Regions from separate parts of the Mus musculus genome. Here all the other regions are linked to region 2. The links are chromatin loops, found by intact Hi-C in ENCODE. Cell type or tissue: heart. All regions are shown on one strand. Region 1 has its middle 140 kb from the start of Gm26367. Region 2 has its middle 11 kb from the start of Gm23538. Region 3 holds the start of Gm41231 (a long non-coding RNA gene). Region 4 has its middle 140 kb from the start of Gm23538.

Region 1 (8,000 bases), 190 kb before region 2:
CACAACTACCTAAGTACAGGAAATTGGACGTAGGTAACATATCTAAGCCGGAAAATGGCAAGGGTTTAAATTATTTTTCTTCTCTTGTTCACACAGGGTGTGTTTGTACTTGATTCTATTTCATTGTTAATAAAGCATTGTTGGAAATACTTTGCTGAGGAGCTTGGTCTCTTGGAACTCTCACACTGAGAGTATGGTCATCTGTGTTTGCAATAAGATATTGGTTTGAAGGACTTTATGGATATTTCTCAGTATTCATCAGAGAATTAGGTTAGGTTGGCTACTATATTAATTCCTTCAAAGCTTCAAAAGTTATTTACATAAAAGTGAAATTTAGAGAGTAAGGATGAGAAGCAACCTGCTTCAGAACAGATACTGACCTTTATCTGACTCCTTAAACACCCGAAACACCTGAAAATAGTGACGCTGATCAATTCTGTCCACCTGCACTGGATAGGAAGATGCTCTATCAGGAGAGGGTAATGCGCTTTTTCATTCACTTCTGTTTCATCCCGTGTTTTTCTTTTCTTTACCTTGTGAATGACAAAGGAGAAAGTAAGAAAAACCAGAAGAGAAAAGTAAAATTAATATTCGTTATGAAAGATTTTTAGGCCGGGCGGTGGTGGTGCATGCCTTTAATCCCAGGACTCGGGAGGAAGAGACAGGCGGATTTCTGAGTTTCAGGACAGCCTGGTCTACAATGTGAGTTCCAGGAGGGCCAGGGCCATACAGAGAAACCCTGTCTCGAAAAACCAAAAAAAAAAAAAAAAAAAAAAAAAAAAAAAAAAAAAAAAAGATTTTAGAAAAATATCTTCCTTAAACTTAAATTCAGCTGGTGTAAAACCCAGAGGGAATCACCTCTGATTCCTTTAAAAGATTCCTTAAACATTATAGGAGGATGGTGCTTCAGCCTTTCAATTACATTATATCCTGTCCATTCTTCCAAGAAAATGTTTCATGAGTGACTTTTAGACAATACACAATGTGGTTATGATGAAAGACCCAGTCCTTGGCTGCAAGGACCTTAGACATGTAACTAGCAATAAAAGACTGAGTTTACAGTTTAAGATGGAGGTGCTCTAGACCAGACAGGGATGAGGAACGTGAGACTTAAGCTGTATTTTTAGGGAGGGCTGGCACTGTCTACGTGAAGGCAGCAAAGCAGAGGTAATTGTAGGCAGAGCTTGATTGAACAGAGATGTGAAAGAAAGTGCATATTACATGAGAGAAAGATGCTCTATCAGGAGAGGGTAATGTGCTTTTTCATTGACTTCTGACTCTGAAACCGTTACCATGGCATTTCCAAGTTACTCCACTGTTGCTGTATGTCACTCATAGTCCTGTAGCTAACAGTTCTTACAAGCTTATTTCTTCCTGTCAGTCATTTCCATTTTGAAACTATTTCTTTTCTTACTTCTGTTTCCACCTTTTGACTTTATTTATAGCCCAAATAGAGATTGTCCCAGGGTGTTGATAGAACTGTTTTTATGGACGCCCTTGAGTCCTTTCATGAGACCTGGTGAAGACAGGTGAGAACTGGAAGTAGTGGGGAGGGGTTCATGGTGAGTTCGATGGTGGAATCTCTCCTGAATGAAATTCTCAACTTTTAGCATATGCTCATCTCCTCAAAGGGGGTATTTATTGTTAAGGTTTATACTATTAAGAGCATGTTAGAAGTCTCTATATTACATGAATAAATGATGTCTTTTCTTTAAAAGCCCACTTAAAAACAATAAAATGCGCATGACAGTCAATGAAAATAATTTTGAGTATAATTTCACCATCAAAAATTGAGGTTTCATGCTATGTGATGTTATAACTGTTCTGTATGCTAAGTCATGATATGGCTGTGAGTGGATGCTCAGGGTATACTTTTTCAGGATAGAGGGCAACACTGGCCTTGCCTTCTTCCTTTTGTCAGGACTAGAAATAAAATCAAGGGCTTTACACACACTAAGCTGGAACTCAGTCACACACCTAGGCTCAAGTTATTATCTTCATATTCTATTTAATATTTAGGGAAGTTACACGTCAACTGTTTTCTACTATTATGGCTCTTTTAAGCCTTAGTTGCTATTCTTGCTTTAAAAAAATCATTTAAAAAAATCTTTTGCTGATGTATGCAAAACCAAGCAAGAGCGCTCCCTTACAACATCCACCTAATACGTCTGCCCTTCTCTCTAAGCACAGAAACTCCCACAGGTCTTCCACTTCACTGTATCATTTTTAGGCATCTCTGGAGCCTGGTTCCCATGGACATATATTATTTATGCAGAAGGAAACTAAGCTGAGCTCTTACCATTGGGCTGAACATCTTCTTTACTTAGCTGTGACCAATGATATCATAGTCAAGTGGTTAAGAGGATGGCCAGCTTAGAGGCCAATGAGGAATACCTTCATCATTTAGAGAAACACAAATCAGAATTTCTCATTTACTTATTGAATTGAAAAATAAGAATTACTTATGTTTACCATGAACTATTTCATGACAAACATATATGTTTACCATGAATGTGTTTTGAAATATACATATATACGTATGTATATGTGTGTATATACATATGTGGGGGTTATAGAATAAGTAAACTGAGCTAAATAATATTTGTATTACACTGTGTATCTTATAAAAGAAAACATAAAACTTAGAAGAAAGAAAACCTCGAAACAATAAGAATGTATGTAGAAAATACAAATATAATCTTACTCAGCTTACAAGAGAAAGTAAAAGTATAATACTCATAATTAAATATCATTTATAACCAGAAGCTTATCTTTCCATTTAAGAATTGGCTAGTATTCTGATTGTTTTAAGTGAGTTTTTAAGGGAGGAGCGCTGTTGTGGCATCTTCACAGGTATGTGTCAGCACACCCGGTGTTCACCTGTCTCCCTCACGACTGCCTCCCCTCATTCCCTGCCAACCATCTCCTAGTTCACCATCTTCCTGCAGTGGCTCTAGCCTTTTGCTTTCTTATCATATGTTTTAATATTAAAAATTAGTCTATTCACTTTCTTGTTGGAATTTGTCTTAAAAACGACATGTTCTTTCTTTGTAGTTCAACTTGGTCTAGAATGTCCAATCGTCATGCCTCGTACTCTTAAGTGCTGGGATTACACATGTTCACTACCATACCTGATTTTTATAGTTTTTATTTTAGCCTCCAAGGTGTACTTTAATTTAAATACTGACAGAAGTCAGATACTATAATAGTATCATTTTCCTGTTGAACACTATCAGTACTCTTTCTCTCACTCTCACTCTCACTCTCGTTCATACGTCTCATTAAGTCTCACAGGCTGTCCTAGAATTCACTATATAAACCAGATTGGCATTGAGCTCACAGAGATTTGCCCACCTCTGACTCCTAAGTGCTGGAATTAAAGAAAAGAGCCACTATGAATGGCTTTTCAATTTGGCTTTTAAAAAGCCAGTCAATTATGCAACCTTTAAAAGAAATTCTTCATTTGAAAATATCAGTAGTCAATTTTTTTTTATAAAAAGAAGACCTAAGCATTACTATAAAGAACATAAAGAACATGAGGAAGGAAGAGAGAGCTGACTGTAGAAAATAATATATCTAGAAATAGAAACATCCGATATTTCTGTTTAGTTTCTTTCTCTGCTTTATCAGTTTTATGGATTTCAAATCAAGCTATACATATTTTGCTCTCCATTTTCTTTTTACAGTAGGAAGTAATCTTTAAGCATGCTTTAGTGGAGAGAATTCTTGATATTTGTGGACTAGTGAGTGTGTGGAAGAAAAACAAGAACCCAGATCTGAATCTGCGGAATGCACACCAGGGGGAAAGCCAGGGGACGAGCCCCAGGGAAGTCAGCTGCAGGAAGATTTTCTAACAGCGGTGGTGGAAGAGAGGGGCTGGGTCATGGACTTCCTGGCTCACAGCCAGCTGGGAAGGAGCCAGAAAGCTGGGAAAGCAATTGAATAAAAAATAATGAAAGTAACACAGCCCAATGGTTTTGGTCATTGGGCTCCTGGCAATGTCATTAGCAAACGGTTTCCTGTGCACATCAAGGGAGAGGGGATGCAAGAAAGGCCTGTCAGGTAATGTAAGGAACCTGGGCTCTAATTCTATGCACATGTACAAGCAAAATTTCCACAGTGTTTTGTAATATCATGCTTAGCCAGAAAACAGAGAGAGTAAGTGAATTATTTTGGCACATGTTTATAATTTTATTTGATGTTTTTGATCATGTCATGAATTTAGCTTCCTTCTCCCCAGGACACTGTATTAGAGACAGGATCTTTATGACAGAGATATGACTATCAAGAATTGGTGTGTTGGTAAACAATTGAACACGGATCCCAAAGTCCCCATCTAATATCATACTTGACATAATAATTATCACTGTAAATTCACGAAGACTCCAATTATCAAATGTATTTTATGGAATGAAACCTGGTTTGTCTAATTCACAGATTCTAAATAGACTGTGGACGAGTCTTAAAATCTGCCTTCAGTTTAATTTCTTTGCTTGATTTTTCCCCCTTGGGGTAAAAAAATAACGGACAGCTGTGGGGAAAGTCACTATATATTCTAAATAGAAGTTTGATAAGGTGTTTCTGGAAATTTCTGGAGTTGGCCTTTTCAACCTTATTTTGAACAATTTAAAACATGTTTCAAGGGGTTGATGCGAAAAGTCTTAGAAAAAAAACAAAACAAACAACAACAACAAAAATTGTTGTCCGGTGTGACTATGGCTGAAATGTTTTAAAGGCACGTGGGGATATTTGGAAGATCAAAATTTTGTCTTCTCACAGGTCAGTTTATGGCGAACTTTACTTTGTTCCTAAAAAGTTTTAAAGAAGTTTATTTTCTTCTTGAAGTTTTGATTACATTTTATTAATTATTAATTTACTTCTTTATTTATTATTTAGTGTGTGTTTATGTGTATGTGTGCACACATATGCATGCAAGTTTCACAAGGCATACACCTGAAGGTCAGAGGACAACTAACTGGATTAAATTCTCTTCTACCAGGTTAGTCACCAGGAAGACTGAAATCGAATAATCAGGTGCGCTGACAGGCGCTTTTTTTTCCCTCTCAAAGAATACATTGTATTTTGGCAAGGGCTATCATATTTAGCGCAGGTTAGCCTTGAACATATTAGTCTCTGGCCTCTGGGTTGCAAGTGCAGGATTTGTTGCTTTGAAATAATTGTGTTAGATGTTGTTGAGATATTTTTTCTCCATAAACTCCCATTTGCCACTGTCACTATTACCCAGCGACTGTCACTATTACCCAGCGACTGTCACTCTTACCCAGTTTGATGATGTCCGGGTTCCCTGAATTTGTCCTTGTGTATGACTGGTATCGTGTCTTAATGTGTGTTTGCACACGGCTTCCTGTGAGCATGGCATTTACTCGATGAAGGCTTTCTGTCCATGTTCTTGCAACACTTGCAGAAAGGGTTTTGTTAAATGATTTAATCTGTAGATAACAAGATCCTAATTTATTTTGGTTTATTTGTTTTGCAGCACTGAAGATGGAAGCAAGAGTCTTACAGAAGATAGGTACCCTACTACTGAGCTTCATTCTCTGCCCTAAAAAAAAGGTTCTTATTTAAAAAAAAAATTGAATCTTAAAGTGTGTGTTGGATTAATTCCAGTGCATTTAAAACATTAGAGTCTCAAGAGGTGAGGATAAAACCACATTATTTTTAATCAAACATATATGCAATTTAGCATTTATTTAAAAACACAATAGTTGCTAGTACCAAACAGTGTGAATATATTTTCAGCAATTAAGAGCTACCAGCTGAAAACCATCATTTGGTACTGTATTCTTAGAATATTGGTTTCGGAGAAAACTTAAAAATGCAGGAAATATTATAGATCTCATTTGATCCTGTAGACAATAATAAACAGAAGTTTCACTCTCCCTTGGAGCCTATCTATTAAGAATTGGTCATCTAGAGCTCCTGCAATGGGATACCTGATTTGGGCACCTGTGGGTATATGAACCCTTCAGAGGAGAGTTGAAGGTGGAGCTCATCTGTTATGTGGGTAGTTAGTTTTATGTCAACTTAATACATGGCAATACATGGTAGAGTCATTTTAGAAGAGGGGACCTCAGCTGAGAAAATGCCTTCACCAGCTTGGCCTGTGAGCAAGCCTGTGGTGGTATTTCTTGCTTGATGATTCTTGTGGTAGGACCAGGGGCACTGTGTGTGGAGCTATCCTAGGGCTTGTGGTCCTGGGTTCTATAAGAAAGCAGGCTGAGAAAGCCATGGAGAGAAAACTAGTAAGCAGCATCCCTCCATGGCATCTACATCAGCTCTTGCCTCTAGGTCCCTGACCTGTTTGAATTGCTGTTCAGACTTCCTTCAATGACAGGCTGTTACCCGAAAACATAAGTGAAATAAACCTTTCCCTCCTTAAGTTACTCTTGGTTATGTTGATTAATCACAGCAATAGGAATCCTAGTTAAAAACAATTGTTAACTAAGCCTTTTGAGACACTTATAGGCATTTACTTCCAAAGAAGATAATGTAAACAATTGATAGACAAGATCAGCTTTATTTTGTTTAGTTTCTTTATTATTCTGTAGCTATTAGATTCCCAATAAGTGTAAAATGCAGGCTGTATGAATTTTATTTGGCTAAGCAGTGTTATAGAATTTAAATGAACAGATTGTTCTTCATTCTTTTGTAAGTTTTAAAACTAATAAATATTTTACTGGAGCATAGATGAGCTATTTGTTATTACTCTTAATGTTTATGATAATAAAACGAATTAAACTGGACAGGTATATAGGTGTCCATTCTAATTCTGCTCACCTAAATAATTCACATGATAAGGAAGCTTTGCATATTATCTGAATTTTACTTGCTAGTTTAAATACAATTTCTTTCAGCCAGAATATTTGTGGAAAATCCTACTGGATAAAGCTGGATCATGAGACTTCTTTTAGAGCTTTTAGAGAAGGCTGTTTATATCATATATATATATATATATATATATATATTTATATATATATGCTTTTCATACATCATAGAAATTTTTTTTTAAATTATCAAAATATATATAAAAATGTATAGTTGGACACAAATTTGTAAAATCATCCTTGCTGCGATGGATGATTACTAACAGGATTCTAATTCATCATTTGGGGTTAATTAAGGAGTTGATTATGGTGTTGCTAGGGTAGATTATGAAGTGAGATTGTTATGATTTTTGTTATAGTTTCTTTTTATGTTGTTCTTGCTTTTCTCTTCAGCACTGCCAAATGCCAATGTAGTGATTTACCAGGCAATACTGATTCAGGTATGCTGTTAAGTGACACACAGAGAAAATGTAACCAAGTGTGTGACCTCAAGAAAGGCCAGGTACGAAAGACCAACCTTGGCATGGAGAGCAGTTCTGAGAGAAAGCATGTTTGGAAGTGTCTAAAAGAATGACTCAAATCAAGAAAGTCAAGTTGTAGATCTAAGATTTTTCAGTCTGCTTCTATGTTCTGCTTTTTTTGTGGAGATTTGTCTGTCTTTATTCTGCTTGCTTGCTATTCTAAGAGATCTCTCTGTCCAAGTCTTATGCGCATGCAGGTGTGTGTGTGTGTGTGTGTGTGTGTGTGTGTGTGTGTGTGTGTGTGTGTGTGTGTTTCAGTTCTGGATAGCTCGGTCCAGTGTTCTATTTTACATATCAATAGAGTCATTTACTCCAGGTTCCCTTTTGACCATCTTATGAATCAGCATCTCACCAACTCAGCCCTTTGATTCTTAGAAGACAACAACCTCACATTTTTCTTACTATTGCAAAAGAATTCAGAGAACTGCTTACCTTTGTTAAGTACAGAAGATAAACTAAGTTGGTGGGACCATGCCCTGAAATTACCATTTCTACCACACCTGGGCCTCGACTTGCTGCATCCCAGGTTGAACTTGCCTGCATTCATATCTTTCTGACAAGCTGGCTCATAAGTGTAGCTCCTTTAGATTCATGTAGCCCCTCATATAATAATTTTTATTGCATCTCTATGTTT
Region 2 (8,000 bases):
GAAGACCTGATACCAATATTCCTTAAACTATTCCATAAAATAGAAACAGAGGAACACTACCTAATTCATTCTATGAAGCCAGTCACTCTGATAACTAAACCACACAAGGACCCAATCAAAAAAGATAACTTCAGACCAATCTTGTTCATGAATATTGATGCAAATATACTCAATAAAATTGTTGCAAAATGGAATCCAAGAACACATCAAAATCATCATTCACCATGATCAAGGAGGCCTCATCCCAGGGATGCAAGGTTGGTTCAATGTATGAAAATCCATTAACTTAATTCACTATATAAACAAACTCAAAGAAAACAAATCACATGATCATCTCCTTAGATGCAGAAAAAGCATTTGACAAAATAGAATACCCCTTCATGTTAAAAGTATTGGAGAGATCAGGAATTCAAGGCCCATACCTAAATATAATAAAAGCAATTTATTACAAACCAACAGCCAATATATATGGAAATATACGTGAAACAATTCCACTAAATCAGGGACATGACAAGGGTGCCCACTCTCCCCATATCGAGTCAATATAGTTCTCAAAGTGCTAGCTAGAACAATAAGACAACAAAAAGAGATCAAGGGGATTTGAATTGGCAAAGAAGAAATAAAGGTATCACTTTTGCAGATGATATCATAGTATACATAAGCGACTCCAAAAATTATACCAGAGGACTTCTCCAGCTGATAAACAACTTCAGTAAAGTGGCCAGATATAAAATTAACTCAAATAAATCAGTAGCCTTCCTTTATCCAATTGATAAACACGTTGAGAAAGGAATTAGGGAACCAACTCCCTTCACAATAGCCACAAATAATATAAAATATCTTGGGGCAACTCTAACCAAACAAGTGTAAGACCTATATGACAATGACTTCAAGTCTCTCGAAAAAGAAATCGAAGAAGATCTCGGAAAATGGAGAGATTTCCCATGCTAATGGATAGTACAAATGGCCAAACTACCAAAGGTAATCTACAGATTCAGTGAAATCCCCATCAAAATCCCAACACAATTCTTCAAAGACTTGGAAAGAACAATTCTCAAATTCATCTGGAAAGGCAAAAAACCCCGAATAGCAAAAACAGTTCTTAACAATAAAAGAACAGCTGGGGGAATCACCATCCCTGACCTCAAGCTTTACTACAGAACAATTGTGAAACCTGCATGGTATTGATACAGAGAAAGATACGTTGATCAATGGAATTTATTTATTTATTCATTTAGTTCCAGGTTGTTTCAGTTTTGGCTACTTGATGTCAAGTTGAGGCCAGTGTCACAGGACCTTTTACCACCTCTTAGGGGTTATAAGTAATTAATACTGTAATTTAGTAAGAAAATACAACCAATCAGTAGCTCCTGACAATAAGAAGGATAATTTGCCATCAGGGTGATGACAAGAGGAGGCTGCTTTTTACAGATAGCATAAGGGTTTTGTTAGTTTCTCTCTATGTGGCTCTCTTCAGCATTATTCTATGTTCCTAGTAACATTGGTCATGTTCTTGGAAAAACCTTTTCTTCATACCTGGTATGCTCATTCATATTTGTTCTGAGAATTAAGCAAAACAACAGGTGTCTGAGGATTCTGAAAACTAAAAAGCCCTCAAATTTATGTTATACCAAACACTTACATTTCTATTTCAGAATGCACGGCTCTGCTCACATCCTTTCCCTATTGCAGACTGTATAGTGTGGCCCAGTACCTCTAAGTCACACGGCATGTCTGAGGCTTACATTTGGTCATCTATAGCCTCTGGCCCCTTCATTTCAACAACTTTCTTTCATTTCTCCTCAGCACCAGAGGTCCCACCTCACTTAGTGTTTTTTGTTGTTGCTTCTTTGTTTTTTGTTTATTGAATGTTTCCTAAGTTCTGCTAGCATGGTGCCCTTCTTCAGGATGCTCTCTCTAGAGTGGATCTGTCTACTAGCATGTTCTGCAGTTATGAACCTGTGCCATCCAGTATGGCAGCTGCTAGCCCCAAGTTGCCACTGAGTATTGAGTTTTGACAACAGTGACTAAGGAACTGAGTTTTAAATTTGGTTTAGTTGATTTAAGTCTAATCATAAATGGATACAAGTGGCCAGAAATGGCAGTCGTGCCCAACAGAGACCTAGAATGCTTAATGCCTTTATCATTCTACATCTAAAACCAGCAACTTGTTCTTATCTAATACACAGATCATTTCATCCTTGAAACCAACCTTTGTGCTCCTATTTGGACATCCTCCTAGTTTTCTTACCTACCATGTTTCATTTGCTTGCTCATATCTTATCTTCTCTATTAAGAGACATGCTCTATCTGGTAGCACCTTAGTCCATTTGTCTTGCTATAACAAAATATCATAAACTGGGGAATTATAAACAACCAGAGTTTATTTCTTACTGTACTAGAGGCTAGAAGTCCAAGGTCAAGGCAATGGACAGGTTTGGTGTCCTGTGTCAAAAGAATGAGAAGGTTCTGTGATTGCTACTTTCTTTCTGCTTCTAAGGAGGTTCCTTGATGATGCATCCTGAAGAGGGGACAAAGATGGAGTGTTCACTTGGGCAGAGAGAAACAAATGATGAACTCATTTCCCTGCTAATCCCATTCATGAAGGCTTTGCTGCCATGAGTCCGTTGCTTACTTACTAAGGCCACCTCTCCTAACTGTTTGTAGTGATGATTCTGTTTCAATACATAAATCTTAGGGATGCACACACTCCTAGTGAGGGTCCTATTTGCATCAGCATCCCTAGAACACCAGCTATTTTATTCAAAGGTCTTTACTGAGAGATTACCACCACTTTTGTATTGGCAGACATTTAAACATTCTAAGGAGAGACAAGTGTGAATCTCTCTTTTGTTACCAGCTGTTGAAATGATGGCCTCTGGGAGTTTCCTCAGGAATCTGGTGCTGGGAGGAGAAACTTGTCTTCCAAGAAGAGATTTCAAGGAGGGCGGTGGTGGCGCATGCCTTTAATCCCAGCACTTGGGAGGCAGAGGCAGGTAGATTTCTGAGTTCAAGGCCAGCTTGGTCTACAAAGTGAGTTCCAGGACAGTCAGAGAGAGACAGAGAGAGAGAGACACAGAGAGAGAGAGACAGAGAGAGAGAGACAGAGAGAGAGAGACAGAGAGAGAGAGACAGAGAGAGAGAGACAGAGAGAGAGAGACAGAGAGAGAGAGACACAGAGAGAGAGAGACAGAGAGAGAGAGACAGAGAGAGAGAGACAGAGAGAGAAACAGAGAGAGACAGAGAGAGACACAGAGAGAGACAGAGAGAGAGACAGAGAGAGAGAGAGACAGAGAGAGAGAGAGACAGAGAGAGAGAGAGACAGAGAGAGAGAGAGACAGAGAGAGAGAGAGACAGAGAGAGAGACAGAGAGAGAGACAGAGAGAGAGACAGAGAGAGAGACAGAGAGAGAGACAGAGAGAGAGAGACACAGAGAGAGAGAGAGAGATTTCATAGTGATGACAAACCGTAGTGCAGATGGGTCAATGGTGCCATGCCTACACATTGACTTGGACTGCCCAATCATGCATATATCCTACCATCCATTTAAACCTACACCCTATGACAGGACCTGGAAGATGGACTTTGTTCCTCTTCCCAGTGTGCCTCACTGAATAAATTTCCTTTCTCTGTGTTCATTGTTACTTTAGGTTTAATTGGCCTCCTGAGGACGGATGGCTCAGCTATTTGTTAGTGCTGCCAGAGCCAGATTCGATTCTAACACATTACGGGAGTGGAAGTGGCTGCCTCTTTTCCACTCAAGCAGAGTGCACAAGTTTCCCAGGCTGTGCACCATCGAGGTCTTAGTTGGACAATTAACAAAGGACTTGGGAACCATCTAATCCTTAGCTTATAAGCATTCTTATGTTCTTCCCGTTTGACATCTACATTTTTACTCGTAATGTATGTTAGTGCAGCTAGGGTTTCTGAGGGCCATTGCCTTACTTACTAGACATAGAAAATGGAGTCATAAATAGAAAATGAATAGGCCCCCACTTGACTTTGGAATTACCCTGGCCTTCAGGGTCAGAGGAAGGGGGTCACTGCTAACCCCACATGCAAACAAAGGCAGGTGGCCTGTACTGCCTTGCTTGTTCCTCACCCTTCCTCTCAGCAAGCGACCCTTTCCAGGCTCATCTGTACAGACATCCTGAGGAAGAAGAAAAGCCACCCAGTGTCTGCCCTTTCTTCCTAGCATAATGTTTGAAAGCGTAGACCTTGGCCAGATGGGACACACTTGGCAGATGTTCCGGAGCACAGCATTGCAACTGAAGAACTTTCTTCTTGGAACTCTGTCCCAAGGGCAAGGGTAGGGGTGAACAATCGAGGATGGCTGAACCCGGAGAGGCTCTGCTCTTGGCCAGCTGCAGCCTCTGAGGGATGTCACAGCCTGAGGCACTATCAGTCCTTGTAGCTTTCCCTATAAACTGGACTTACTAGCAGCCAGCCCGTGCCCAGCCTTGCCCGGGACTGGAGGGAGAGGGAGGGAGGGAGCTAACAGCACGGGGTGGGGAGGGTGGGGGGTGGGGTGGAAAAAGGGGCGGCACAGGAAGTCAAGCTGAAGCTGGGAGTGAGGACAGCAAGGGGTGGGCCGGGAGGCAATGAAGTCAGAGGCAGCAGGGACTGCAGCTGAATCAATTTGGAGCTAAAAATAGCGCCTTGCCGCTTCTGCCTCCGCAGTGATTTCCTAAAGGTCTCAGCTGCGCCTTGGAGAGAAAGCCAGCGTGTGTGTCCCCACCTCTCCTCCCAACTGGTGAGCGGAACAAAATAGCGGAAAGCAGCGGGAGCAAAAGAGACTTCCTCGGAGTCTCTCTAGACTGCAGCCTCCCTGTGTGCAGAGCCCCTGAAAGGGCCTCTGCTTCACCTGTTTTCCTCTGGAGTGGGATAATTCGAAATAAGGTCTTCCGAGTCTGAAAAGAGGTAAAGATCCCAGACATCTATGAAGAATCCAGACAAATGGGGCCCTTGACTTTCAAGCCGAGTGCATCAAGCATAGGACTGTCCATTCTAAGACTGAAACTGTTTACCAGACACAAGATAAAAGTCCTAATCTTCAAAGATGGACCATCGCAAAACAAACCCGCCCATGCTGGCCATAGGTGAAGGTCTGAACCTTCTGAATAAAGTTTGCCTTTTTTCAGGAGACACCAATTTAGGGATCAGTTTCCCTGATTGACCCCTCCACCCACCCCCAACTCCACCCCCACCCCCACTCACACACTGGCTAAGAAAAAGACAGCGCACATAAAAGTTTGGCACTTGGCAGAGTGATTTTCCCCCCCGCAGTGTGGGGAGGTAACCTTTCTGCAGCTACATCTTGACATTTGCATGGATTCAAATGCATCATAGGTAATGGCACCTGTGTGCCGAAGCCTCCTGATTTGTCTGTTCCAGCCACGGTCTGAATGAGGACTTTCGAGCTGAGAGATCGAAGGCAAAAATGTGCATACAAATTATGGGAGAACAGATAATGGGACGGACCATAAAAAGGAACAGGTTGGATTGATGTCTCGCGGCTCTCCTGCAGAAAGCATCTGTTCAGATTAAACAGCCCAGCTTTGGAAAGTGTCTAAGCTAGAGTCTTGATTTTAAAATCACCATTAATAATCATCTGTCCATACTTTTGAGTTAAGTATCAATTGTATATCCTTCAGAAGGAAACTAATAACATATACCTAAGCCCCAACCGTACAGGCAATCTTTTCAAAGGGAAGCCCAGTCCTCAATTCTTACTTTTAATCAAGCAAATTTGAACTATCGATGCTCATCTGTGGAATATGTGGAGACACATTAAAGGTTTCAAAGACCTCAGACACTATGAGGTTCTGTAGGTGAAGCCCCTTGTTCATTGTCTGTCTTGCTTTGAAATCGGTTCACTCTCCTGGAAGGAAGCAATAGTTCCTGTCAGAGAGAAAAGCAGAACACTGCCCAACTTGCCAATTTGACAAACAGCAAACTGTTATCAAGCACATTGGGAATCCGGCTTTCTCAGGAGGACCTATTGTTTACAGAAATATCTCAGCTGAGAAAGAAGTAAACATTGCCCCTGAGCTGCTGTGATAAAATTCGCATGGCTTTCTAAGGGTATTTATAACCTTCGAGGGGGAAATCTGCAGAAAATTTAGAATTGCTACAATGGTCCCCTTTGGTGCTTCTAATAATTTTTGGGCCTATTTCAATATTCCAATGACTGTTTTCACTGTCAAACAATGACCTCTGAAGTGAAGCCTATTTCTGCCCTGTTGGGCTCCTAATACAATTAGTAGAATTAGAAATGGGTAGGATGAATGCAAAAAGGAAAACAAATCAGTACTTAAGATGTAATAGAACTACATTTATTTTGTTCTGTTTTGTTTTGTGTTTTGTTTTGTTTTGTTTTGTTTTTTGTTTTTTTGAGACAGGGTTTCTCTGTACAGCCCTGGCTGTCCTGGAACTCACTTTGTAGACCAGGCTGGCCTCGAACTCAGAAATCCACCTGTCTCTGCCTCCCGAGTGCTGGGATTAAAGGCGTGCGCCACCACGCCCGGTATATTTTCTTATAAAGATATATTTGAAAATATGAAATCGTTTTTGAAGTTTAACTAAACCATCATCATCCGAGTCACGTTTAAAGCACAAATGACAGCTTCCCAGGCCATGGTGGGAACACTTTGGTGTTTCCTATTTCTGGGTGACATTAGGACAGAATGAAAAATTATTTCACTTGTAGTGTGAGGGACTGTACAATAGAAGGCTGGGTCCTGCCCAAAGAGAGGCACCGTAGGAGTCTCAGAAGCTGTTTGCTGCTCTTGTGTTTAATCTCATCTAAGTAAGTCCTAGTGCCTCAGAAGCAGACGCTATAGTGGCTAGGGAGCAAAGAGAACACTCGAGGTTCATCTGGCATGTTAGGAGTGAAATGAGCCAGGGGAGCCACGGGGAGATAGACGTCCTCCAGGTGTCTGGTCAGGGTGGGAGCAAGACGGGTTAGGGCGGACTGGACAGTAGTTAGATTCTTGTTCATTCTCTCTACCTGGGCATAGAAGGAAGAATGATAAGGTTCATAGGTCTGAGGAACTGTAAACTGACACTAGGTAGCTTGGGGGCATGACAGCTTCTGTTCCAGGCCTAGTTACCAAGGTCTGAGATTCCGAAGCCCATGGCAATGGACTCACATACAAGGCATAGGAGTGGCGTGTTTGCCCAAGTCCGAGAACTTGCAAGAGCTGACTTCTCAGAAAAGAGCTTCCGGAAAACTCCTCCCTGGCTCACAGAAGACACAGGAAGTTGTGAGATAATGAGAGAATGAGAAGCTGACTGAAGCAGGACCCACCCGTGATAAACTGCGCAGAATCAGTCTGTGGATTCCTCAGGCAGCGTCATAGACTCAGCGGAGAAGTCACCGAAGTGTAGGCAAGGAGTTCTGCTCTAGCTGATCCGATGGCATTTCAGAGGCTCCTTCAGTTTCCATCAAGTTTTTCCTCTGGTTTGTGAATAGTCACTAACGAGTCTATTAAACTCACTGGGGTTCCTTCTTTGTCATCTGTTGTTTTGTTTTTATTGTTGGTTGGCTAGTTTTTGTTTTATTTTATTTTATCTTATTGCTTATCCTTTGATATTTGTCGTTTTGTGTTTGTTTGTTTGTTGCTCATTCCCTGACTTGTCCATTTCATGAGAATTTCTGTTTCATCCTTGCCAATGGTTTATACTGACAGATTTTTTTTTTTTTTTTTTTTTGTCATTTGAATGAGTATGAAATGAAAATTCATGATTATTCTTTTTTGGAGTCCCTGTTGGTGGACATCTTCCCACTCTGACATTGGCCATTTAAATTCTTACTCAGAGAATCTCCACCTCATCTCTATTTTTCAGACAATGTTTTTATACTTGATGTTAAGAATTTTATGTAAATCAATATCAAAAAATCAGTATTATATCACTTATAGCAAATATCTTCCCAATACTTGTGGTTTTGAAACATCATCGTGGCACCTCTTGAAATACAGTAGTCTCAATGACAAATA
Region 3 (8,000 bases), 470 kb before region 2:
CCAAAGCAAAATTTGATAGGGTAGTAAAATTACTCAAGTAGCCACTCTGTGGGGGAAAGAAAACAAAAACAAAAATTTAAAAAAAAAAAAAAAGAAAGAAAGAAAAGGAAAACCAACCTTTTGTAACCTAAGTACTGAGAAAGCAACCATTTATTCCAGATCACGTGTCAGGGGCTGACTTCAGACTGGGTGTGGTTTGAGTGGGCCCCCAAGAAGTAATTCTAGTGGACTGAAGTCCCACAGAGTTAGAACCCAAGCAGGTATGTCAGAGCCTCCTGCAGCTGACCTTCCAGGCACAGGGCAAGACCCATCTGCCAGTTCCCATTCTGCTTCTGGGAGTGGAGAGGGTGTGGTAGATGAGGTAAGACTGTGGTTAGAGGGTGTTGCTGGTAATTTAATATTAATATTTTTACACACCCTTAAAGCCAAAAGCTGTGGATAACTCACAAGCTGAAAAATGAAAACGTTTTAGGGTGGTTTTATTCACAAAGAAAATAAGCTGAGTGTGGGGGCACATGCCTACCCTGTACCCAGAAAGTGGAGGCAGGAGGATCAGGCTGTCAAGGGCAGCTACAGAGTGAGAGAAGTCCTGCCAGGATTACAGTAAAAGGGGAAGGGGCCAAAATATAAGTATTTCCAGTTTGCCACTGTAATTATCTTTAAAATGTAAATGGGACAGAAGCTAAGATCCGTATCAGAACATATTAAAAATGAAAGTTACTTCATAAACAAAAAAGATAATGGTAGTATTAATTTGGAGATCCTTAGCTCTTGTTCCTTAATCACAGTGGATACAACATCAATAATAATAATAATAATGTTTGTGCCAATGTTGCGCATTGATGCAGATACAGCGCAGCTACCTTTATGAACCCCAAACACTTCAGAATCCTGCTCCCCAACATACGAAAGCACATTGTCTAGCATCTCAATTTTATAGAATTATTCTAATGTTATTTAATTTATAAAATATGAAATTTCATACTTTCCATTTTGTATCAACTGAGAAAAATGCCCAAGACAGTTTTATCTCATCAGCTACTATAAGCACCACCTCCCTGGATAATATTTCTCACAACTACACATTAATGAACACTTCCCAGTTGAAACTCCTGAGTACAGGGTCTGGAGGACCAAGTAGCTAAATCACCTCTGCTAAGATAAAACGCACCTGGGTTTAAAGTAAGTAATTTTATGATGTTGGAAACAGACTGCTTCATGGCTTAAGATCTGACTCTGGAACTTTGAAACTCCGTTTCCCTTCACAAGAAGCCAGATGTCAACTCCAAGCAACATATATATCTATATATAGTCACAACATTATAGACTCTAGGCTGTGTGCAAGCTCTGGGTACTGAACACGAAGAACCCAAGGAAAAAGAGTGCTTGTACCACCTACGTTTCTGGAGCACACACAGGCAGCAGCTGGAGTAAACAACCAGCCAAGAGCTGCTAAGGTCAAGGTCTCAACTGTTACACCAGGACCATGTCCTCCCAGAGGACATGGTTTCTTGAAAAGTACTGGGGGTGGGGGTGTGAGGGGGGAGACAACAATTTTCATTCAATAATCAGTTGTAAAAAATTATCCAATAAAGTTGAGCTGACAAAAGTTTCTTTGAAATATGACTTGCTAAGTAGCAGACAAATAACTGAAGGACTTCTGTAACCAACAGAAATCCTCAAGAATGTTTTATTTACCCTGACACAGCTATGCTAGTTAAACAGATGCAGTTCATAAATTAAAATTTCATGTGAAAATATTTTAACTTGGCTGGTTTAAATATATTTGATTAATTAAGAGTTAGCATAATAAACCTTTTTTTTTCTAAATGCAGTAAATGTTTGTTTGTTGTTTGTTTCCTTCCAATATTTAAATGCTCAAATTGCTCTCTCTCAAACCCAAATTAGCTTTCTGGATTACATCTATCAAAATTGACCAGGCAACAGTGATACAATTGAAATGTCTGTCTTCAAGCATCCTATAAATAACAACAGGCTACAGTTAAATTTTTCAAACCTAAAAATATACTCTTTACATAACCAATTTCTACCTGGTTTTTCCGTTTGTTGTTTGTTTGTTTGTTTGTTTAATGGAATGAACATTCAGATAAGAACTGGCCACTAGACAGGCTTTTTTTCTTAGGGAGGAGGGGTCCCCCTGTGGTAATTAAATGCCAGATTTAAAAGCATGCCTAGGATGATGGTTTATTTTCTCATTGAAGTGACCACTCCTCTTCCCATCAGAAGCTGCGGCTTCCTAAAAGCCACCAAATGTCTTTCAAAGCATTTACTTATCTAAACATCTCTTTCCACCGCTCAGAAAGAGGCGTGAAGGCTTCGAGGTGAATTTGCAGAATGACGTGTGCAATTGATTGGCAGATGTCTAAGAAGCACCTAGATGCACATTCACTAGATGTGAATAGAGCCTCTGCCTGTCTCTCCCGTGTTACAGGGAAACAGGATGTCAATGCCAAGTTAAAATATCTTAGTGCTCAGTCGAGAATTCTATTAGACAGTAGAATTATTTTAAACAATCCATACAAAACAGAGATTTAAGCCATCTGTACAGTTAAATTAGAGAGCTGACAATACTAAACACAGAAACTGTTTATCCAGATTATACATTCCGCTGTACTAATACTCTTTAACTCAACATTTCAGCTTTTATCAGCTGAATTAGGGCAATTACTAGTAAAGTATGCAAAACTAGAGGAGCAGAGGGAGGGGGCTGGGAAGCTACAGGACATCTAACAAAGGAATTGATACTTTTTCCAAGTATTTGCCTCAAATGCACCAAGAAACAAAACTGTTGAGTGCACCCCACCCTTTTCGCCAAAGATAAAAGTTTGCAAAGTTCTGAGAGGCAGTTCTCTACCCAACAAAAGCAGAATTGATTCTCCCCGGCAGAAGAGCATCTAAGAAGAACACTGACTAACGTCGAGGTCAAGTGCTAGCCCTCTTAGCTGAGCGTCTAAGGCTAGAAGTGGCTCCTAGGCCAGCTCCGCGGGCTTCTCGGCCCAGGTGGCCTTACAAAGTTGTCCCTTGTCAACTCCAGCCAGGTCCTTCGTAATTGAAAATAACAGCCACAGGCCAGCCCCTGGCTACTCCCATGGACCAGGCACAGTAGCGAGTGACAGTTCCACATCATTACGACCAGAGACAATAATAAATGTAGCGCCAGGACTACTATTCATGCCAGCAATCTTATCTCCTCCTTAACCCCTTCCCCTCCACTCTCAAGAGCTCATACACTGCCCGCACGGCTCGGCCCCTGTGTGGCTATTCATTCAGCCCATCCATTCCGAGGGACCAACTACTTCCACGACAACCCCCCCCCCCGCACCCCCTCCCTGATTCAGCCCTGAGGATTTATTTCTCATCCTTGGCAACTGTCAGGCAAACACTGCAACCAACAATTCCAGTCGGGGGAGCAAAGCATTTGCTTAATTCACGTTACTTGCTAAGTTCTTTTAAAAATGTTTAGGGAGTGGGACAAGTAACCTCCCTCTTTCTTCTCCGCGAATCCGACCGCCGCTCCAGGCTCGGCAATAGCATCGCCCTTCCCCGACCCCCTCCCGCTTCCCAACACCCCCCCCCCTTAAGAACACAGACCAACCAAAATGATTTAACTTGAGCAGATGACAGAGGAAAATAAAACATGTTAAGAGAATACGATCTGATTTGGGATGGCAAAAAAAAGGAGGGGGTTGTTTATTTTGATTAAAAAAAAAAAAAAAAAAAAGGAATCGGCACAGACCTGAACAGAAGCTGCAGAGCAGGAGAAATTGTTTTCTTTCCCTCACACAAGAGTCCCCCTCTCTCTCGCCCTTTCTCTCTCACACGCGCGCGCGCACACTCGCGCACACACTCACACACACACACACACACACACACACACACACACTCACACGGCGTCACCCGCGCACACTCACACGCACACGCACAAGCAGAGCCTCTCAGCTGCTCTCTGCAGTTCTCAGGAAATGAATGGGGGGCAACCCAGGGAACTGTTGTACTTGCAAATGACTTACCCGGATCACATGATGCGCTAAATGTAGGGTGGGCCGGTGGGTGGAGGCTGCCGAGACGCGAGCCCGGGTCTAACGTGGGGAGCCACGCCAGGCCCGCATCGAATTACCCCGGGGCCCAGCCGAGGGGGTTGCAAGAAGCTGCTTCTCCTCCCTTTGCAGCCCGCAGCTCAGGAAATCGGAGAGGAGCGGGGGGTGGGGCGGGGCGGGGTGAGGTTGGGGTGTGTGTGGGGTGGGGAGGGTGGGGGGTTGAAAACAGCAAACCCCCAAACAAAAGAGCTCCGGGTCCTCCTCCCCAGAAACAAAGCCCCGCCGCTGCGGGCGAGCCCCGGGGTGGGGCCGAGGGCGGGGGCGGCGGCGGGGAGGGGCTCGCTCAGCAGGCGCTAAGTCGCTTTATTGCCATAAAATGGGGCCCCGAGCCGCTCTGCCGGAGGATTAGGAGGCGGGCTCTGAGTGTGATGGTTGAAATCCCCTGTGGGAAACTAACCCCTCCCCGATCACAGAGGTAGAACGCAACACCCACTGCCCAACCCTCTTCTAGCCAGCCTGGCCAGCGGCAGGGGGTGGGTCCGTGGAGCCGCCACCCCGCCCCACCGGCCCCACCCCTGCCCCCGCCCCTGGCCCTGGGCCTTCTCCGCTCCACCCTGTCACCTGCACCACCTCTCTGCGGCACCCTAAATAACCAGTACATGGCCCCTGCCGCTCCAATAGCCGCAGCCTGGGGGGAATTCTAGGGGTCTCGGAGAGAGTAACCTCCGGATGACAACTCTCATTGGAGAGACTCTTGTTGAGCTGGCACCAAGTCCCCCTCTTTTGTGTCACCACGCGCCTAGGCAGCCTTGGAGAGAGAATTAGGAGACAAATAAAGAGGCCAGCCCGCGTGGCCCTTGCCCACTCCCCACAGCAACCAGGGTGGGTGGAGGCGAGCGAGGAAGGGGCCCGCGCCCAAGCTCTCCCTGCGGCTCAACCCCGGCTAAGTTGGAAAGGTGTGGGCGGAGCCGTTGGAGTCCGAGGGGTCCGTCCCGGGCGCCTGGCGGCTTGGGCAACAATGGGGTCCCGACGGGGGCTGCTCCGCGGGTGACGGGGGCAGAGAGACTCTACTAGAGATGAGGGGGAATCATTATTTAGGTTCGAGTGCGTTGCACGTTGCAAGAGAAGCCAGGGCGCCCCACTCGCTGAGATTCACCTTGGCGGGATGAATGGGGGCGAGGTTCGGGCGTGTGCCTCGCTCGGCTACCGGGGCACGCCGGGGCGCCTAAGCAAGCTGGCCATTTAGGAAAGCAGTGAAAGAGGACAGGAGGCTCCAGCTGAGCTGGGACCCCAGCCAGGGCGGCGGGGACATGAGTAGGGACAGATCGGTGCTCCGTCCTCGGAGGGGAGCCCGGTGCTGGACGCCATCCCTGCAGCCCCGCCTGCGCGCACGGAGCAGTGGATTCGCGGGATTCTGGGCGGGGAGAGGGAGGAGGCGGCTCGGCTGTTCCCTCCGCGGCTGAGAGGACTCCGGGTCAAGCCTCCCGGGAGGGTCGGAGGGGGCGGGCAGTGGAGGAAGCGGAAAGGGCCCGGCGGGGTGCAGGGTTAGGGCTTACCCCGGGCAGTCCTGGAGGGTCGGGGCACTATGGGTACCACTTTCTTGAAACGGAGGTGAGCTCCTGGGGCCTGACAACCCCTACCCGGTGCCTCCTAGCCCGCCCTGCGTGGGAAACCGGCCTGAAGGTGGGAGGCTCAAAGGGGAAGTTTGTGTTAGAGAAAAATTTGCAGTTCTGCGGAGTGGAATGGGGTGGGAAGAGAAACCGTGGGGAGGCCGAGAAACAGGAAATGAGAGCTAAGGAGCAAATTGGAGCCAGGAAAAGCCAGCTTCTACATCTGTGTGGCAGCGTGGCATTTGCTGAGCACTTAAGGCCCAGGTGCGCTGTTAATGAAAACAAAGGCGGGGCACCGGCTGGCCCAGCTCTGCCCTTGCCACGTTTTGTGAAGGAGGCGAATGGGAAAGGTGGTCCAGCCAGAAGAGGACTGGCGCGGCCCTGTCCTAGTCAGGACAGGATGAATCAGCGGCCGGCCGGAGTCCTCTTCTCAGAGAAACAGGATTGAGAGAGACAGTGTGTCCCTGTGTTAAGGTTTCGAAGAAGAACAAATGAGATAAGTGTGAAAGTGTCTGAAATGTGTGCGGCACGCTCTTCCAGAGAAGTAGCTCTAAATGAGAAAGCAGTGGGAGCAGGGAGGTATGAGACTCGGGTCCCCAGGAAGGAAATGGGACCTAGAGGCTAGAAGGTTCATTCACTGCTAGAATGAGGGTCAAGGGTGTCTCTGTTCCAAGAATTGGCAGCCGCGAAACTCCACCTGGTCTGATCTTGGAAAGAAGCCCCTCTCCGCTCCCGTGCATCCGGACAGAAAGAACGCTGCAAACTCAAGCTTGCAATATTGCAGAGTATCAGCAAATGTTCAAAAAATCCTCTACTGGAATCACTAAAATTTTCCCGCAGGTGGGGCTAGGATAGGCAGGGTTGGGAGGAGGCTCTGAGGAAATTATGTCATCCCGGCAGTTCTTGTGCTAACAGCTTTCTCAGAGATCTTGAGTGCCGGAGTAGATCATCAATATATAGAGAATACTTCAATGCGCGGGAAAACAAAATGCCTCCTCCCTATAGCAACAGCCATGGGCGTGTTAGGCAAGCGATGACGTTCGAAACTGATCTACAAGAATTCATTCCAAGGGAGAAGGAAATTAAGGGCAGGTCAAGGTTAAGATCTAGAGTCCGAATAAAACCTGTGGTCAAAAGAAGGAAATACATCAAGTATTGGGGCAAAAAAAAAAAAAAATGCTAGCAGCATTTTGAAAAAAAGAATACTTTTAAGTGGAAATTAGAAATGGTAAAATATGGCAACTCCCCAGCTATAAAGAGGGCGGGGGATGAAAAGAAAAACACAGGTTTGGAATGGAGAATCTTGAGAACCAGGGGTGAGAGTGGAAAAGTAAACAAAGAATTTTAAAAGGAATTTTACAGGGATGGATGTTACTGAGATTTCGACTGCAGTGTGCATGCCAAGTGGGGGAGGGAGTGTCTGTGAGTGTGTCGTATGTGTGCATGATGTGTGTGTGTGCATGTGCGTTCGAGTGTGTGCATGTGGTGTGTGTGTGTGTGTGTGTGTGTGTGTGTGTGTGTGAGTGTGTGTGAGAGAGAGAGAGGAGAGAAAGAGAGAGAAGAGAGAGAGGGCATTTGTTTCTAATGGAGATTATATCATTCTGGGTCTGTACAGAACTTAAACTGTGGAGAGAAGGAAGTAAGGCAAGGAAAGGTCCTGCCGAGAAGGATGGGCGTAGTTTTTGCTGTTTAGACCTTTCTACTCCACTCCATGTGTGTTCAGAGATAACGGGAAATCAGAACAAGTAAAAATGGCAAAGTTCTTAGTATCAAGCATGTACAATTCTGATAATGTAAAAGAATAGTAAGAGAGAAATTACTGAATCATAGAATTTTAGGACTGAAAGTATTTATGAAATTTTATCCCGTAAATGTAAATACTTTGGGCCAAAGATAATGGCCCAGCCTTCTACTTACTTCTTACTTGGTCTTTAACTTGAAAAAAAAAATGCCAAAAAAGGATAAAGGGTGTTATGTTTGACTACACATGGCATACACATTGAATTAATTTTATATAACATATTGTCCAGAAAAGAAGAGAATGAACAACCCCCCCAAGGCACATAATATAAGTGACTCAACATCAATTATACAGCAAAACCAACAGCTGCTTTATTTAATGATATGAAAGCAGATATTCTACCCACAACCCCCACCCACAGTTTTTTAGATTTCATAGTTAGCTAGTAGTAATTTAATGAAAAATTATTATCGCTGTTGAGAGAAATCGTTTATAGTATAAAAAAGTTTAAACCTGTACCACACCCCAATTTCTATATGGTAAAATTCTCTCCAATGTGTATTAAAAGTAGTTAAACATTTAGATTAAAGA
Region 4 (8,000 bases), 150 kb after region 2:
GGAAAGAGATAATGGGTCCTGACACCTAGAGAATTGGATCCCCTTAGTTACCAGATGTCTCCTGGTCGTCGTCTTCTTCTTCCTTTTTTTAATGTTTTCGGTTTTTACACAAATAAGAATCACATCTAAAACTGGATTATAAGTATGAGCATAGCCACCACCTGCTCCTATTGGAATTGTTCTGCCTATAAACTATTAACTTAAAACTACTCAGGTTTCGGATCTTAATGACAATGGAAATGTAATTATACAAAGTAGGATTAGTTCACTGTGGGCCTTGGATCCAATTTGTTGTCATTTACTTCAGAGATATTCTTCATCAACTCCTCCAAGAATATGCATAGGAAGGTACCAATTGAGGATTATTTTATTAAATTCTCTCTTCACCTGCATCCTTCCCTCCTTCTCTGTCCCCATCTTCTTCACACCTGTACACGTTCAGGCACCAAACACGTAAGCACACACACACACACACACACACACACACACACACACACACACCTGACAAATGCATTATAAAGTAAAATATTATCAAACCTATTAAGTTTCTACTTTTCTAACAGAATCCAGAGAATATATTCCTTTGAATTAAGGACCTTGAATACCCCTGCTGTGTGGATTTATTTAGAGACCCTCAAGTCAAAACAGCATTGAATTTGTCATAGTTATCTCTCTTTTCTTGAAGTAGAAAACAAAATCTGGTGCATTCATTATGAATACCTATATGGCAACCATTATGCAAAAACTGTTACCATGATTTTTAAAGATATAATGAGTGAGAGGGCGCAAGTTGTTTCTGGGTTTTGTTTTCATTAAAATGTCATGATTTAAAGATAACTAGCCAGAAAATGTCAAGGATGAACTACTGTCTAAGAGGAGAAGTCCACAGAAACGAACTTAAATACCATTTTCTGTCTATTTGAAAATGTTTTCTTCTATTTGAAGAATGTATTGTTTATTTACTTATACATTATTTAGTAATGACTGTATCCGTGCACTTCACTAGCCAGTCTCAACAGTGAGAAAAAAAAACAGATATAATTATTCAAAAACAAAAGAAATTAGAGCTAGAGATAGATTTAGACATTGATGTGATGTCCTAAAGTCTCTGACGTCTCTCTTTCTCTCCCTGTGCTTGTGTGTGAGAGAGATTTTTTTTTTGACAACACTTTAGAAAATTCTTTTCAGGGTGGCCAGGGTAGGCAGTGGACTGAGTCCTCAGGCCAAGTTGTAGATATTACAAACAGGATGGGGATGGTAGTGACTAAATTAGTTATATTAATGTGATATAAGTTAATTTCTAAACTTAGAATACCCAAGATACAAGATACAATTTGCAAAACACATGAAACTCAAGAAGAATGAAGACCAAAGTGTGGACACTTTGCCCCTTCTTAGAATTGGGAACAAACCACCCATGGAAGGAGTTACAGAGACGAAGTTTGGAGCTGAGATGAAAGGATGGACCATCTAGAGACTGCCATATCCAGGGATCCATCCCATAATCAGCCTCCAAACGCTGACACCATTGCATACTCCAGCAAGATTTTGCTGAAAGGACCCTGATATAGCTGTCTATTGTGAGGCTATGCCGGGGCCTGACAAACACAGAAGTGGATGCTCACAGTCAGCTATTGGATGGATCACAGGGCCCCCAATGGAGGAGCTAGAGAAAGTACCCAAGGAGCTAAAGGGATCTGCAACCCTATAGGTGGAACAACAATATGAACTAACCAGTACCCTCGGAACTCATATCTCTAGCTGCATATGTATCAGAAGATGGCCTAGTCGGCCATCATTGGGAAGAGAGGCCCCTTGGTCTTGCAAACTTTATATGCCTCAGTATGGGGGAATGCCAGGGCCAAGAAGTGGGAGTGGGTGGGTAGGGGAGTGGGGGGGGGAGGTATGGGGGACTTTTGGGATAGCATTTGAAATGTAAATGAAGAAAATACCTAATTTTTAAAAAGTTAATCTCTATTGCTTTTAATATAGTAAATTGCTTATGAAACACCAAGAGCATAGAAATTGTATTGTGGAGCCATTGCCAGCTTCAATTTCCTGCAGAATTGTTTCCTTTTGCAAGCGGATATCCCGGTGCTCTCTGGACAGCGGAGGAAATCTGCACACACATGCAGGATGAATGGCCTGAGGGAGGTTTTCTGAATTTTTTTTTCTGGGTTCCATTTTCTTTGTGGTTTTTCTCTTCTTGTAGGGCAAGTATAAAACTCAAAGTGGCCTCTGAGTAACAGCAAGGCAAGCAAGAAGACTAGAAAATCAGGGACCACTGGAAGGAAAGAAACCCTTATCTGGGAATCCAGTCAAAGTCTCTTAGCGGAAGCCCAAAATCCCAGCACTGTTAAAACAATTTTACTGTAAAGGTTACATACACAGAGACAACAATTCTTTTACATAGAGACAGTTGGGCTATTTAATTAGCAATATGTCCTATTTAAGAGTGTATGTAAGAGCGTATGACCAAGTACATTGCTGTTCTTCTCCTTCCCCTCTGTGAACTCCAGGAATCTCACAGGAAACTTGTTTATGGTAAAACGTATACCTTGGCTCCTTACACAATTCTTATAATCCATAGTTTTATCTTATCATATTGTAATCTTGGCCAAGTCATATTACAGCTATGTACTTGTCTTCGAAGCGCACCTTACCCATACACATACATGAGTATGGACTGTCTCTGAGCACCTGTCTTTCACTAATTGTTGTTTATTAATCTATTAAAATACCTTGCCAATAAACTGTAGCTCTGAGCCCTATGACTTTTCTTACATTGTTTTGTAGGGAACAGTTAGGACCCCTGGTGTCACCTGGATGTCACTGAAAAGAACTCAGGCTCTCACAGAAGGTAGCGTGGTGCTGTCTTTGTCCCCTGCCCCTCTGCCTCCAACAACTTGACAAAACACCCAGTCTCCTTCACTGGAAGCAGACTTGTCTCTAATTTTCCAGGGTTAGTTCTTGTAACCCTGTTCGAGTTATGGGTGAAAAGTCTGGGACAAGGTGGCATATGTTTGTCTCAGCTATCTTAATAAGGAGAGCAGCCATTTCTCTGGACATATCCTGCTATTGAAACTTGATTCTCCTGGTAAATCATGAAACATAAGACACACCACTGCCCTGGTGTTTACTTTATTATCTGACATGCTTACAGGGGTAGTCTGACTTTTGTCTATCTCTTTCATATCACAACAATTGAAAACAGCATTTTCAGACAAAATCTTAGTACCAAAGATGACAGTCTTTCTTGTCAACCAGATTTGATAATCATGTAAACCCAGGAGTTCCATATGCTTAAATCCCCAAAGTTCCTCAATAATAAAATGGAAGCCAAGAAGAACTGATTTCTTTCTCCTTTTCATATTATCTTTCAGTTAGATCAATGGTACCTTTTCAATGAATTCCTGGAATGTCTGTTAGTCACTGTAGCCCATCTGCATAACTTGTTTTGGATTCTGCAGTGAGTTCGAGCTATCTTAGCTTTATATATTCGTATGTTATCTCCATCACTGGGCATTTATAAGCTTTGAAACACAGGATAAGGTGTAGTAAACCTAGTCAGCAGAGGAAGGCACTGAGGATGCAGGCATTCATACACCCCTCCGGAGCTAGGGAAATAGCCCACTTAGGGAAGAGTTTGCTTGGCAAGTGTGAGGATCAGAATTTGTCCCTTCAAACTCATGGTACAACTCAGAGAGCAGTGAGGTTCACTTGTAAACCCAGTGCTGGGGAGGCAGAGGCTACAGAATATCTGGGGCTCCCTTGCTAGAAAGCCTAACCTGATTGCTGAGCTCCAGGTCCATGAGAGATCCTGCCTCAAAGAAGGTGAGAATGCCTGAAGAATGACACCCAAGGCTATGCTTTGGCCTCTGTGCACAGGCATACTCATTTGCATACGCATCCCCCCTCCACCCACCTGCGTCTGCACAGACAGGCAGAAACATGCACATGCACTCACAAACACAAACACATGGACCAACATTCAAAGAAACTCAGTATTAAATTAAAGTTATAGCACTATTGGTCAATAGTGCTCAGATTCTAACCACAAGGGGTTTTGTTTGTTTGTTTGGTGGTTGGTTGGTTGGTTGGTTTTCTATTTATTTATGTTTTTGGTTTCTCTGTCACCCAGGCAGATCTTGAACTCATTATGTAATCCTTGGCTGGCCTCAAACTTGAAGTCTTTTTGCCTCAACCTCTTGGGTGTTGTTATTACAGGTGTGTGCCCCTGTACCCAGATTCTTATGAGTTCTTTACTCTCCTTTTTCTATGCTGGGTTATGTAACATACTTCACATAAACAGATGTATCACCAAAATACAAACATGTTGGTGGAGGGCATTTGTTTAGCATGCCTACAAACACTCCTGGGAAACAAATGGTAAATTCATGTAGTTAGGAAGGATGTACTCAGAGTTTCTGATATGCTAGACAATAATTGTAGTCATGATGCATTTCCTAACAAATAAGTGAGACATTAAATCTATGCATAACTGCTGACATTTTGTGATGTGATTAATACAGAGGAAGAGGGCAATGCATTTTTTATTTGTGCATTTAGTACACAGAATTCTGTCCAGAAAAAGGCATTTTATCTATGGCCTGAACTTATCTACCAACCCTTACAGAAACTCTTTTGTAACTTACATGCTGATATTTGCTTAGTGCCTATATGAAAAACATTAATATTTTCTTTCCTAGGAACTCCTCTTTCTATGTAAACTTTGTGTTTATTTCTGCTCTTTCTTATTTCTTTAAAACATCTCTGAAGTATTACTATTTCCCTGTAACCTTGTGTATACCACTGAACTTTGACCTATTGCTTGGTAAGCATTAATGGAAGGGGCTTTGTGAGCTTCACTATCCCCATTGGGAAATGCTACCCTGTTCCTTTCAGGCCTTGTGGATTGACTGCACGAAGTCCTGTGACCAGCTTGCACAGCACCTGAATATTTATTATTATTTTAAATTAAGATGGGCCTGGTTGAACTTGCCTGAAACCCCAGCACTTGAGAAACTGAGTCAGGAAATCTATAAACTGGTGACCAGCCATAGTGATTTTGAGACAACCCTGAGTACAAAGCATGGGTGTCCCAAATAAAATGCTAGCTGCTAGGGACTGACACAAGCATACTGAGCCAGCACTGCTATTTCAAGTTTATCAATGAGACTTGTATGCTTACTTAAATTTAAGATCTCTGTTTTGGGAGTATTTGAGTTTTAAAAATCACTAACCTAACTCCTACTCCATAGTTTAGAAAGACCTTTCAGTACATTTGATCATTGTGATATTCCATTGCTTATGTCCCCTTTATGGAAGAAAGAACTGAGTAGAACAGACCAGCAAATTCATCCTGTCTGTCAGCCTAAATTCACATCAAATTGCATGATGCCTAGGTCCAATTCTATATTTTGGACCTCCCTCTAACAACCAGGGAGAATCATTTCTGGAAACAATTTCCAAGCTGTGTTTTCTTTCCTTTATGATTATTACTCTACTTTTTAACCTTTAGCCTATATTTGGTACAACATTTTACTTATTGTTGCAAAACAACTACTCTGATCCACTGAGCCATCTCTACAGCTCAACTGACATCTCTCTGAAATGGCTATAGACATATCATTGTTTTTTAAAGATACACACACACACTAATTATAGTCCCTATGAATTAAAGAATCTCATCTTCTTGGGTACAGTAGTAACAAGGTAAATACTCAAAAATATGGTAAATAATATCCTTTGTTGCAGGATATTTCATTACATTGTGAACTGAGATTGATTTGTGTAATCAAAAAATAAATAAAACATGTTTCTAGTTGTGGTGTTCCAGCCCTTCATCCCTCTGACTGGAATACAGACAGGTCCTCAGTACACATCTTTAATTCCAAACAATGAAGGTAAACTTAGTTTGTGGAAGGAAGCACCCGTGTTTGAAAGTGATGTCTAATTGAGTGACAGACAAAGTGAAGAATCAGAGAAAGATTTAACAGAATACAATATGCCCAACACTCACAAGAACAGAAAGAAAATAGATGCTACTCAAGAAAGACAGTGCCTGGAGAAAAGAGAGGAGAGGAGGTAGTTTTACTGGGATGATTGTCCAAAGATAGGTTGCACAGAGAGAGAGAGAAAGAGAGAGACACAGAGATGGAGACACAGAGAGAGACACAGAGAGAGACAGAGAGACAGAGCAAGCTAGACAAAGGTAAAGATGGAATGAGCCAGAAAATGAGAAGAAGCCAGAAGATTAGAACAGACTGCCAGATTGAGGCCAAGCAGAGCAAAAGATCAAGGGGTCAAGAGAGAAGCCAAATTGGATCAATTTATAGAGGAGTTTGAACCAGAACAGCTGAATGAAACCAGCCAGGCAGAGTTCAAAAGGAGCAGGAAAGGATGAGTTTATTCAGCAGTAAGTCTTAGAGGCTGAAACCATACTAGCGCTAAATAAGATTGTATGGAGGCTAAAAGTTTCCAGGACTAGTCCTAGGTTAGCCAGTACAATTGACCCCTTGTCAGCTTGACATAGCTGGAGTTATCACAGAGAAAGGAGCTTCAGTTGAGGAAATGTCTCCATGAGATCCAACTGTAAGGCATTTTCTCAATTAGTGACCAAGGGGGAAAGGCCCCTTGTGGGTGGGACCATCTCTGGGCTGGTAGTCTTGGGTTCTATAACAGAGCAGGCTGAGCAAGCCAGGAAAAGCAAGCCAGTAAGGAACATCCCTCCATGGCCTCTGCATCAGCTCCTGCTTCCTGACCTGCTTGAGTTCCAGTCCTGACTTCCTTGGTGATGAACAGCAGTATGGAAGTGTAAGTCAAATAAACCCTTTCCTCCCCAACTTGCTTCTTGATTGTGATGTTTGTTCAGGAATAGAAATCCTGACTAAGACAGAGGCTAAAAACATACTAGCCCTAAATAAGATTGTATGGAGGCTAAAAGTTTCCAGGACTAGTCCTAGGTTAGCAGGCAGAGGCAGTAAACCTCCAAGATGAGAATTACAGCAATTGAACAAAAGTTACCTCAAAATTATTTTTGTGCCAAAACACAAAGGATTAAGCCATGCAAAGTAAAACAAAGTTTATAATATATGCACCCATAAGAAACCCAGGGATCATTTGATAATGCTATGATTTCACACTGAAAACCACTTCTGTAGTTGAAAAATGAGCCTGAAGATCAGGAAGGAGGAATCAGAGCTTCTAATTGCTTTCTTTGGCATTTACACACTGATATGTTCCAGCCAGGTAGTAGGCTAAATTAAGCTCCTGAAAATAACCAGTTTCCTCTCCTTCTGGAGACTCATATTGGAGATCTGACAAAATGTACCTGGAAACAGAAGTGAGTCAGCAGACATCAAATAAAAACACCCACCAGCACAGAGAGCTCAAACCCCTCGGTTAATAAACAAGGCTTCAAGGCCTCGGTGGCCTCCAACAGCTGGGAGACCAGAAATGAGTGGAAGAAAGATGCTGCCATCGTCTTCCCCATAACTCTTTTCTCCACTCCTTTCTAATGCTGCCCACCCACTCAGCCAATTTACTAAGAGCTGACTCACTGGAAGATGAGAATAAGAGCTCCCCAGTGCAAAGCAACTCAGACAGTGATGTAATTAGAAGAGTATGTGGACCTTCATCTAGATGTAGTGCCATTCCACCAGGTGAAGGTACCACTGCCTCTTGCATTAGCCTTGATAGCAAGCAGCTGGAGCCTAGCTAAAGTCACACATCATTGAGTGACAGTGCTGGCTTTGGGCTGCCTAGCCTGAGCATTTCACAGCTGGAAACAGTGCCAAGCAAGGATAAAATATATCTACCGTTCCTAAAAACTCTCTGCTTTTATTCAATTTATCTCCGAAGCATGCCCTGTCTCCGTAACCGATTATTAGAGTTGCCCAGCTAATCACCTTCAAGCATCCACGCAAATCCCAAAGATGTCAGTATGTGTTTTATTATCCACACATTTCTACTGGAAATCCTGCCTAGGTAGCAGTATA

The links. A loop is a pair of places that touch in the nucleus more often than their neighbours do. Peaks named below come from ENCODE experiments on the same cell type or tissue, not always from the same donor. Only the 100,000 strongest peaks of a DNase experiment are listed, where the experiment ranks them.
Region 1: it touches region 2 in a loop (3.0-fold over the local background); 4 of 42 quality-filtered maps call a loop at or near these places.
Region 3: it touches region 2 in a loop (4-fold over the local background); 4 of 42 quality-filtered maps call a loop at or near these places.
Region 4: a loop joins it to region 2, with 2.0 times the contacts of the local background. A loop is called at or near these places in 4 of 42 quality-filtered maps.

What each region holds. Positions count from the first base shown.
Region 1 is chr14:100,554,645-100,562,644 of GRCm38, forward strand. No RefSeq gene overlaps it. Among named protein-coding and RNA genes, the nearest start is that of Gm26367, 140 kb to the left of the region's middle. In heart, a CTCF peak has its summit at 3,804; a DNase peak (open chromatin) is centred at 3,927.
Region 2 is chr14:100,745,703-100,753,702 of GRCm38, forward strand. No RefSeq gene overlaps it. Among named protein-coding and RNA genes, the nearest start is that of Gm23538, 11 kb to the right of the region's middle. In heart, no CTCF peak of the experiment used is centred here; a DNase peak (open chromatin) is centred at 4,559; H3K4me3 peaks cover 1,347 bases; H3K27ac peaks cover 1,929 bases.
Region 3 is chr14:100,280,500-100,288,499 of GRCm38, forward strand. Gm41231 (a long non-coding RNA gene) reads left to right here and starts at 5,224. Exons shown (of 4, transcript XR_003951003.1): 1 at 5,224-5,287; 2 at 5,374-5,932. It also overlaps a transcript of Klf12 not described here. In heart, a CTCF peak has its summit at 4,696; DNase peaks (open chromatin) are centred at 3,162, 4,092, 4,482 and 5,412; H3K4me3 peaks cover 4,797 bases; H3K27ac peaks cover 4,150 bases; H3K27me3 peaks cover 233 bases.
Region 4 is chr14:100,891,715-100,899,714 of GRCm38, forward strand. No RefSeq gene overlaps it. Among named protein-coding and RNA genes, the nearest start is that of Gm23538, 140 kb to the left of the region's middle. In heart, no CTCF peak of the experiment used is centred here; no DNase peak of the experiment used is centred here.